Regions from separate parts of the Mus musculus genome. Here region 1 is linked to region 2. The links are chromatin loops, found by intact Hi-C in ENCODE. Cell type or tissue: gastrocnemius. All regions are shown on one strand. Each heading gives the region's core, and the rest is flanking DNA. Links, peaks and the distances in the headings are about the cores only.

Region 1 (5,372 bases), core at 324-5,323, 300 kb after region 2:
TTTTTGAGTTTAAGGCCAGCTTGGTCTACAGAGTGAGTTCCAGGACAGCCAGGGTTATACAGAGAAATCCTGTCTCAAAAACAACCAAAAAAAGAAAAAAAAAAAGGTTAATCCCCCATATACATGTCTAGAGACCCATCTCCTGAGTGATTTCTAAATTCTATCAAGTTGACAACACCAACCACCACAGGGCCATAGACTGTTAATAAGATGACAGAGTGTGCCTTTAATCCTAGCACTTGGGAGGCAGAGAGAGGCAGGTAGATCATTGTGAGTTTAGGCTACAGAGCTAATTCAAGGAGAACCAGGGCTATATAGATAGACCCTGTCTTAAAACCAACCAACCAACAAGAAAAAGAGAAGCGGTTCTGATGCCAATGCAGAGCAGAGAGTGTTTTGGGGAAAGCCACTCACTTGTGTCGGGCATTCCTCATTCCCCCATCTGCCTGTGTTCTTGACTTTCAACCCTTTTCTCTAAGCCTAAAGAAGCTGCTTTTTATGGCTTGTACCTTGGGCTTTTTTGGCTTCTATTTGGGTCCAGCCAACAAGAGACAGCATCAGGATGCGGGAGAGTGGAGAAGGAGAATGTGGGGTGGATTTTTAACTTCACCCCGCCCACTGGCTGCCTTTTGGCAGCTTGCCGTGTTCTTCCCCAGATCTCCTCTGGGCCTTTACGTTTGGGGAAGCAGTAACTGCTTCCCATGCCTGCAGATGCCCACATGCTTTCTCATCTTTATTTCCTTGAACCTGTTCAGCCCCCTCTCTCAGTAATCTCTCCACGACACACTCTCTGATTACCTTTTTGAGTGTGCCCCGTGCTTCCTGCAAAGACAGGAAAACAAAAACATTGCCTGGAAAGGTCAATAATTCTGGCCTCCGTGCAGCTCGGTTCAATTCAATTTGGCAAACATTGACTGAGTGAGGCCTTCTCTCCCAGGCTCTGCGCCAGGAACTGGGGTCAGAGAAAACACAGACACAGAACCTGCCTGCAGGGACCTAGCTAGCCACAGCTTCTTGGGAGGCTGGATGCCGGGAGAAAGGGAACCATGCCCTGCACCTTAAGTGGTAGGCAAGAAGGGGACAACTGGGTCTGGAGTTGTGAGGTGCTCCCTCTTCTAGCCCACCTGTCTTGGTAGGGAACCCCCTACCATCTTCCAGTCGTCATAACTTTGGCTTCTTTTCAAGGAGCCCTGAATATACCAGCCTAACTAGCTAGGCCCCATTGGCTTTCAGTGGAGGGCATCCGAGAGAGGATGAAGAGGCGTCATGGGCCTGGGAGCCCTGAGGTAGAGATAAGAGCTGTGTCTGACATGTGCCCTAGGTGATCCACTGGGATTCCCCAGCCTGTGAATGACTTCTGACATGGGAGGGTGAACCTGACAAACTCTGTAGCCCTCAAAAAATGATGACATGTTGCCTCCTCTTGTTAGGAAGAAAACAGTGGGGAGAGCAGTGGTCCTGGGACCCTCCCACTTGTGTTCTTTCTAGTGCTTCCTTTTCCAATCTTATTTACAAACCTGGAGATTGAACCCAGAGTTCCGAGCATATTAGGTAAGTACTCTACTACTGAACAACTCTCCATCCCCACCCCTCCACCCCCTTTAAGATAAGGTTTCACTGAGTCGTCGAGGCTGCCCTGGACCTTGTGATCCCACTGTCTCAGCCTCTAGAGTAGCTGATATTACCTGTCTACAGCACCAGGCCCTTTTCTAATATGGTCTCTGAGAATTTGTTACAACTATGAGCTTTTACAGCACCATTGCTTGCTAGACTCTTAGACTCTGACCCACTCATCAGTCTCGTTTTAGGACCCAGCACTGTTCCTGAAGCATAGTATGACAGCAGAAAATTATCTATCTTGCCGAATGAACTAAAGTAATTAATTTTGGTAGTAGTAGAAGTAGGAATAGCAGTGGGGTTATGGCCCTTGTTTGAAGAATGCAATGATCGTGGCTGGTGACAGAGAAGGGACCTGTGTCGTTTATGACAGAGCTGGGACTTGGTACAAAGGACCAGGAGGACGGATACAGCCGACAGGGATACAGTTCGATGGAGCACCTACCTGCTCCTTGCTGGAGACTGTTTGGAACAAGTTTACATCAGTTCTCTCCGTTTTACAGACAGTCTCGGAGGTATGGACATGAACAGCAGCAGGCTTTACAGTCAGGGGCTTCAAAGACTTGGAAATATGGATCTAGGATCACACCAAGAAGAGGCAGAACTTACACTCAAACCAAGACACCCATGTTTTGAGCCACCGACTTCATTCAGAGGCAGGAAGGAAAGGAACGCACAGGCCAATCATACACCATTTGCAAGACATTTATACATACACCTCTACACCATGGCTCATTGTCCCTTCACTATCTCTTAAAGAAAAGGAGAGAAGGAAATTAAAACAAAAAGGTGCGTGAAGCACCTGGATTTTAGGCACTGAGATTTTGGGAAAGTTGAGAGCAGTACTGAGTGACTTGAATGAACTTGGGCGACCAGGCTCCCTCTGCTCCTGAGGAGTTGTGTGACTCTGACCATGCTCCGTACACTCTACATCCTTATCTATTTTCAGCGAACTTTCATGAAATTTGTGTGTGTGGGGGGGTGGGTGGGTGGGGGGTAGCGTGCTGGAGGGGGTGCGTAATTTTAGCGTCAAGCACAAGTCTTCAGCGCCCTCTACTGTTCAGCTGAGGCACTGTTGATCTGATTTGTTAGGGTCTCTTGAAAGCAAGGGCTACAGCTTTTCCGCTGACAATCAGCTGTGAGCGACCAAGTTCATCCACAGAAGTCCATAATGTAACAAAGAGAAAGCCAGTTCTCGCTCTTCCATCGCATCCGACTTGGAAGTCCTGCTGATCTCGCCCACACAGTTCCAATTATTTTCCTAAGTGCTGCCGCCTGACTGTTCAAGCACACACCCTCTCCACCCAAACTCCACACCACTCCGTCATTACGGTCACCGGACTGTTTGCCAACTGCCCTTGGGCATGCCTGTCTTTTTAGCTCGAAGTCTGGTGTCGCTTGCCTTTGCATTCTCTCCCTGCCCCCTGCGTACAGCGTAGGGCACATGAGCTCTCCAAACAAGTTCATTCAAAGGATGACAACCAGACGGAAGAACAGATGAACCAAAGCAGCTTAGTGAGCTAAAGAAGGCTTGGGGGTGAGGAGCTGTGAGGGGTTGGAAGCTTCCGATACAGGAAGCTCCCTAGTTCCAAACTTTTTGGGGTTCAGGGCATCAGCGAACAGAGGGGGCAGATGGAGGGCTTTGGAGGATGCAGCTGCTCACACAGGTGTGCTCGCTTTGAGAAGATGCTACACTCAGTGCACTTCCGGTTTGCGTGTTACTCGACAAGAAACCTGTACTTTGAGTGGCTCTTGAGAGGGACTTAGCCTTCTATCTGTAGCTTGGTTAGTGTTTTCCCTGGTGTCCTCCAATTCTATCTGGGCTGATCTGTACCGTGGCAGAAGTCATCTTCCTGATTTCCTGGTCCATCCTCTATCCCTGAAGAATAGTTACAAGGGTAGGGACAGGTTATTGGGTTTCCTTGAAAGTGTTTTCTACATTTGCTGTCTTTTAAAAAATAATTTCTTCCACATTTGCTATCTTTAGTTACCTTGTGTTTTTGTTTTTTGTTTTTTTTTTTTTTTTGTTTTTTCCGGAGCTGAGGACTGAACCCAGGGCCTTGCGCTTACTAGGCAAGCCCTCTACCACTGAGCTAAATCCCCAACACTCATTTGCTATCTTAAAAAAAAAATGATTCCTAGCACTTGGGAGGCAGAGGCAGGCGGATTTCTGAGTTCGAGGCCAGCCTGGTCTACAGAATGAGTTCCAGGATAGCCAGGTCTACACAGAGAAACCCTGTCTCAAAAAAAAAAAGAACAAAAAAACAAAAAAACAAAAAAAACAAACCAACCCCCCCTCCAAAAACCCCCCAAAACCTAGCCAGGCGTGGTAGCGCACGCCTTTAATCCCAGCACTTGGGAGGCAGAGGCAGGCAGATTTCTGAGTTTGAGGCCAGCCTGGTCTACAGAGTGAGTTCCAGGATATCCAGGGCTACACAGATCTCCATGGGTGATCTCATTCCTTCTCCTGACCAACCTCACGATCGTGACTCACCAAGACGATCTCACCCCATCATTACTGAGCCCTGGGGACCATCTAGCCAGATGCCTTTTTGATACCTCTACTGGACCCTCTCAGCGGCAATACACTCAGCATGCTTGAGAAGGTTCTCTGCATCTTCTCCTGCCTCCCCAGAGAGGCTTTTCTCTCTCTCTCTCTCTCTCTCTCTCTCTCTCTCTCTCTCTCTTCTGTGTTCTTTACTTCTGTGGGTGCCTCCCTGGAACTGGTCTGGCTTCCTGTTCTAGACTACATTATTGTTAGGCAGTACCCACAGTCCCTCACCATTTCTGCTCAGAGAGTCTCTTTCTTAGACTCAACTCCTCTTTGGGTCTTAATTTCAACAAGGGAATGGCCATTCGACATTTCCTAACAGGCTCTCACGGCACCGTGCTGGGGTTTCCAAACCCACAGGTGCTACAGGTGGCTGGTATGCCTTCTGCCTGGATTCCTGGATGGAAGCTGACTTGATTTTGACCTTTTTTTTTTTTTTTGAGACAGGGTTTCTCTGTATAGCCCTGGCTGTCCTGGAACTCACTTTGTAGACCAGGCTGGCCTCGAACTCAGAAATCTGCCTGCCTCTGCCTCCTGAGTGCTGGGATTAAAGGTGTGCGCCACGACCTTTCGTCAGGTACCAAGGCCAGCTGAGCGAGTTGGAGCCTCATGAACCCACAGACACATGAGTAGGCTATAAGTGTGTGTGTGCCTTATGTCAGTCACTCAGACTTCTGTTCACTTCTGTGACTCACTTGCCTCATCCAGCCTGCCCATTTCCCCTCCCACATCTGTCCTGATCCCTCCACTTACCTCCTTTCCCATCATGGCTATCCCTGGCCGGGCTTTCACCATCTTTTGCTCAGACTCTTACAAGGCCTTTTCCTGATGTCCTTACGTCTGGGCTTGGGCTCCCCGGCCTAATCTCTGCACATCACTATCAGAAGTGATCTTCCTAAATTCCAATTCCACCCCAGCCCTTTCTTCAGACACCACGGGGCTTGTCCTAGAGAGGCTCCTACGCCTGTGGCGCGTGAGCATGAGGCACCCAGTGCTTTGGAAAGCTCGGGATCTCTGTGCTTTTCACACCACTGATCCTCTGTGTTCTTGACCCACTCTTGGTCCTGCCTGAGCCTCGTGCTTCTTCTTGCTCAGGTCCTTCTGCAGTGTTTTTTACTCTCCACTTGCCTTGGCCAGTTGTCACTTCTCTCCCCACCTCATCTCTCAGATGACAATCTGAAAACAGTTCCCTGGAGGAAAGACC
Region 2 (5,372 bases), core at 119-5,118:
AGTCAGGTACTCACACCATAGCCCAGGCCAAACTGGTATTCATGGCAACCTTCCTTAGCCTCCCACATACTTGGATTACTGCCTGTGCTATTATGCTTAGGTGACATGTTTTAGTTATCCAACAAACTTCCCTTCATACTCTAAAATCCAGTGGTCCCAGTCAGGGGACAACCACTCACACAGACGCATGTGGTTTCCTCTGCAGCACAGCTGGACAGCTTGGTAGTTACCTGTCAGCCTAACTCACAGGGATAGCTTTACCTGGCTTCTAATTCCTGTAAGCAGATTTCCCTACACATGGTCCTCAGAACATAGCTGTCTCCGCTCTCTACTTCACAGATTCTCAGGATGCGCCCTAAGAGTTCCCAGATCTCTCTGGCTGACTGCCCCCCAGAACAGGATGTTCTCAGGTGGCGGCCAGGGGTTCCATCTTCCACAAGGCACTCCTAAACAAGAAGTTTCAGCGGAGATGTATCTGCCGACCCCTGACCCAGGCATGCTACTTTTTTACCTTCTTCCATGACCCCTGTTCTCTTCCCCATCCTGGAAATTACTTCTTTTTTTAAAAGTGGCAAATTCCCCAAACATGAGGCCAGATCTTCTCCAGCCCAGCACATAGCACTCAGTGGGAGGGGCCAGATACCAGGGATCCTGATCCCATGTGGTCTTGTGTGCTTTGCCTATTCGGACACTCAGTTTCTGTAACTGTGCAAAGGGCGGCCGAGGCCTTGCTCAAAAGCTACCAGTTACGCTAACTCTGTTGGACAGCCGGGGGAGAAGGGACTTTGGTCTTGGCAACCCATCTAACAAGCAGACTGAGAGTAACCATGACATTTGCTCAATTGTGATGGTCCCCAGAGCAGGGTCCTCCCTGGCAGCTCTCAGCTGTTCTTAGGCTAACATAACTTGCTAGGCAAAAGAGATAGCTGTAGAAATGGCAAGTGCTGTGTCAGCCCAGACTCTCCTAAAAGCCTCTGAAGAGCCCTTCCTCTAAAGCTGATGCCCAATGACTCTTCCTCTGGCCTTTCCCGGGGCATCTCCTGTGCAGCTTACATGGTGCTTGGCCATTTATCAACCCGACTTCTTGGCCACCCTTGAGCTGCCCTCTAACCTGGAGCTATCCCATAACTAAGTACAAAGCTCTCAGGAGATAGGTTCTGACTTGATTCATATTTTGCCTCACAGCCCAAATGGTGATTGATGTGAACCCCAAGGTGGACCATGATTTATGCTCAACGTTTTTGAGATATGACTGAGCCTAGCCAGTAGTCATTTCCAAGTTTGCCTGTAGCATCTAATAATACTTTACATATATTCATGTTGCCTTCTAGCCTCAATCTCTCTCTCTGTGGCTCTTTCTCTCTGTCTCTGTCTCTGTCTCTCTCTCTCTCTGTGAGTGTGAGTGTGTTTCCCTCCTTTTCTTTTCTTCCTCTCCTGATAACACTTCTGAGATAGACAATGCCATCCTGACATCTGTGCTGTAGGGAAGACAGGACAGGATCCAACGACAAGATTCTTAAACGGGGAGCAGAAAGCAGAGAATGCAGCTCGGCTGGCAGGTGCTTGCACAGTGTTCAGGAAGCCCTGGGTGCAATTCTCAGCTCTGCATAAACCAGGCATGGTAGTACACTCCAGAACTCAGAAGTCAGAGGCAGGAGGATCAGAAGTTCAAGGGCATCCCTGGCTACATAGCAAGTTCAAACTCAGTCTGGCCTACACAAGATCTTATCTTTAAAAAAAAAAAAAACACACACACACACAAAACAGTTATGTGTGTAAACAGTGGCCAGAGACTGAAGTGAGAACTTGCCTGTCTGACCCCTTTAGGGCTCAGTCCTCTAAAAAAAGGGGGGGCTTTTCTCACCTGCAGGAGTCCCACGAGGGCCACTATCCCTAAGAGAAGACCTGTATGCAGAGGAAAGATGGTGGTGGTGGGGGCATAAGGGGTGTGGGAAGCCAGGGAAGAGCCTTGAACCAGAGTTTCAGACCAGATGGATTGCCAGAAGCAACAGCAAGAGATGGGTGGGCATGCAGGGCACAGCCCGGGCGGGCAGCCAGGAAGCTGAGACCCAACCATGAAGGAGCCCTGCTATGCTGGAGAAGCAGCAGCCAGGCGCAGGCGGGACCCCTGCAGCTACCCTCTGAGGAGAAGGCGCACCCCTCCATCAAGGGCCCCAAAGGGTGATGAAGCCCTTGCCGGCTGACTCTCCTTGAGAGCTTCCAGGACTAACAGAAGCCCTCCCTCCCACAGCAGTGGCCGCCTGTCCACCCTCCCCCTGCCAGACGCATCTGTGGTCGGTGGCCTTTCTGCTTTTAGAGAAATGAGAAGTTTACCAGAGGGGTAGCTTCTGTAAAATCCATCAGCAAGTCGCCTGGCCCCAGGGTCAGGGAGCCTCCGTGGTCAGAGGGACTCTGCAAAGGGAGGAAGACGGGCCCTGGTTAGCGATACCCAGAGCAGATGGCAGGGCGCACAAGGGAAAAGGGTACACTTCTCTAGCCCTGAACGGCTCAGTGTGCAACTCCCTCCCACCCCTACCTCCACCTCCACCCCCGACATACTCCTCCCTCAGCGGTGTACAAAATGGGCAGGCTGAACCCCAACTTTCCCCTGAAATCTTCATGGATAGAAGTAGGGTAAAGTGCAGGATCTGTCCTGCTACAAATCACTCCCCCACCCCCATCCCCGGTTCTGGGGAAATGCTTTAAAGAGTCCCTAGAATACATAAATAGAACAAAGAAGCCATCTCTCATGGGAGAGCCAGGAGACCTGAAGGAGCTAAGTTGACCAGCAGCAGAATAATGGGAAGGAGGCTGCAGGAGGGTTGCTGGGACCTCTGAAGACAGTTCCAGACAATGTTTTGTCCTGCGCAGAGATGGCCACGAGAGGGCGCCCTGGAGCTTTGGGGAGAATTCTGTAGCTATCATTCCACACTCTAATACTGCAGCCTGGTCTTTAACCATCTGTGGGATACATGAAAGGAGCCTGCCTCCCACTTGGCAAACTGTAAGACGGAGTCCTGATTCCAGGCAGTGAAGCCAGTATGGTGGCTCACGTCTATAACCCTACTACTCAGTAGGCTAAGGCAGATTTCCCATGAGTTCCAAGCCATCCTGGGTTCATAGTTGTACTGGCTAGTTTTGTGTCAACTTGACACAGCTGGGGTTATCACAGAGAAAGGAGCTTCAGTTGAGGAAATGCCTCCATGAGATCCAACTGTAAGGCATTTTCTCAGTTAGTGATCAAGGGGGAAAGGCCCCTTGTGGGTGGGACCATCTCTGGGCTGGTAGTCTTGGGTTCTATAAGAGAGCAGTCTGAGCAAGCCAGGGGAGGCAAACCAGTAAAGAACATCCCTCCATGGCCTCTGCATCGGCTCCTGCTTTCTGACCTGCTTGAGTTCCAGTCCTGACTTCCTTGGTGATGAACAGCAGTATGGAAGTGTAAGCCGAATAAACCCTTTCCTCCCCAACTTGCTTCTTGGTCATGATGTTTGTGCAGGAATAGAAACCCTGACTAAGACAATAGTTAAGTACCAGACCAGCCTGCTATGCAGCAAAACTCTACCTTAAACAAAAACAAAACTCCAAAAAACAAAACAAAACAAAAACATTCCAGGATACAGTCTATAGAATTCCAGAGGGCCTCAGCCTGCTCGAGTCTATGCTGAGGGTCCAAACACATTGTTGTGCCTATTTTAGACATATGAGGTAAGGACATCAGGGAAGATGGGCCTCGTTCATGCAGGCTATGGGCCTGGATCTGTTTAGATGCTGCTAAGAGTGACCCTGGAACCCGATAAGTCTCAGGGATCCAGTGGCCCTCAGGAGCCCCAGTGAGGCTTCCTGACTGATCTAAGCATCGAGGCTGGCCCTCTCCTCTTCAGAAGGAGGAGAAGCTAAGGCTCAGGGGATGTGGGCCTTGAAGATGTGGGCCTATCAAAGCTATCACGGGTGCGTGACAGCAGGAGCTGGAACCCACTGGCTCCCATCTTGCTGCCTGGGAAGCGGTTCCCTGGACACACCTTTCCTTGAGAAGTTACATGGATCACAGGCATCTTTGGCTCAGCGTGTGCTCGGACAGGAACAGGATCAATGGTACTTGAACCAACTGCCAAAGATTGGCCATTGATAGAGTCACATGGAGAAAAGCAAGAACGGCTCACGTAAGGTCTCGGTTACCACCATCCACATGTGCAATTTTCTGAAATTTCAAGCTGACAGAGTGATGTGTCCCATTTTCAAACCATTAACACACCTTACCCAATGGGAGGTATGGATGGGAACATGTCTATGTTTTTTATTTCTCCAAGTTGTCCAGTATAGAAAGGCACCTGAGGCTACTGCTCTCCCCTTAGTTTTGTGATATTTTAAGATGGTTTAAAACACTTTTTTATCTTTAAATTTACATTCATTTGGTGTGTGTGTGTGTGTGTGTACACATGCCGCAGCATGGGAGTGTGTTATTAGAGGACAACTTTGGGAGTCAGTTCTCTCCTTCCATCATGTAGGTCTTGGGGATCAAATTCAGGTCATCAGGCTGGATATCAAGCACCTTTAGTTAATGAGCAATCTCACCAGCCCATAAGATAGAATTTTGATTGCTTGTTTGTTTGTTTGTTTGTTTTCAAGACAGGGTCTCACTATGTAGCCCTGGATGGATGTCCTGGAATTCACTAAGGAGACCAGGTTAACCTTGACCTCATAGAAATCTACCTGCCTCTGCCTCTCAGACTGCCAAGATTAAAGATGTATGTCTCCACACCAGGCTTTAAAGTCATCCAGGGAGACACAGCAATATACAACAACATCACCACCAAGCATCCCTTACGCGTCTCCTAAAGCACGGTGCACACTGGGTTTTTTTTTCTCTCTCTATTGTAAAATGTCTCTCATAAATGGCTGCCACATATCTTGGGATCAGAGTGTGTGAAAATATATTTTGCTACTTTTATTTTTAATTATCAATATTTTTTCCTTGGAACCAACCTGACTTTCTTCAATTTAAGGTTGGCATTGCTCTCTTAGAAACAAGTCTCATGCTAGCCTCAAACTTACTGCGTAGTGGAGTATGACCTTGACCTTCTGATCCTGCCTACTCTATATGTGCTGGGAATCAGATACATGGCTTTAACTCTACCAACTAAGTTAAGTTATCAGTCTGGTTTGACTGCTTGTCAATGCATGCATGCAACTGAGTATGTAAAATGTAAATGCTCATTCAATACGTGTATTACACCTGGGCCTCTTTCCCATACCTTGGCCCCTGGGGACAGCGGGCTCTTGACTTCTGACTTCTGAGGCGAGCTGACTTTCTGGATTTTGGGGGACGCCAGTGACACCGAAACTTGAGTGGCAGACATCGTGGTGGTGGTGGT

Evidence for each region. Hi-C counts contacts between places; a loop is a spot of excess contacts. Peaks named below come from ENCODE experiments on the same cell type or tissue, not always from the same donor. Only the 100,000 strongest peaks of a DNase experiment are listed, where the experiment ranks them.
Region 1: a loop joins it to region 2, with 8 times the contacts of the local background. A loop is called at or near these places in 3 of 42 quality-filtered maps.

What each region holds. Positions count from the first base shown.
Region 1 is chr4:57,318,082-57,323,453 of GRCm38, forward strand. It overlaps a transcript of Ptpn3 not described here. Among named protein-coding and RNA genes, the nearest start is that of Ptpn3, 20 kb to the left of the region's middle. In gastrocnemius, for the core only: a CTCF peak has its summit at 2,700 (motif pointing left); DNase peaks (open chromatin) are centred at 658, 948, 2,690 and 2,932.
Region 2 is chr4:57,014,520-57,019,891 of GRCm38, forward strand. It overlaps Epb41l4b (erythrocyte membrane protein band 4.1 like 4b), which reads right to left. Exons shown (of 25, transcript NM_001355492.1): 21 at 5,253-5,372; 22 at 2,335-2,412. Among named protein-coding and RNA genes, the nearest start is that of Frrs1l, 27 kb to the left of the region's middle. In gastrocnemius, for the core only: no CTCF peak of the experiment used is centred there; DNase peaks (open chromatin) are centred at 2,104 and 2,883.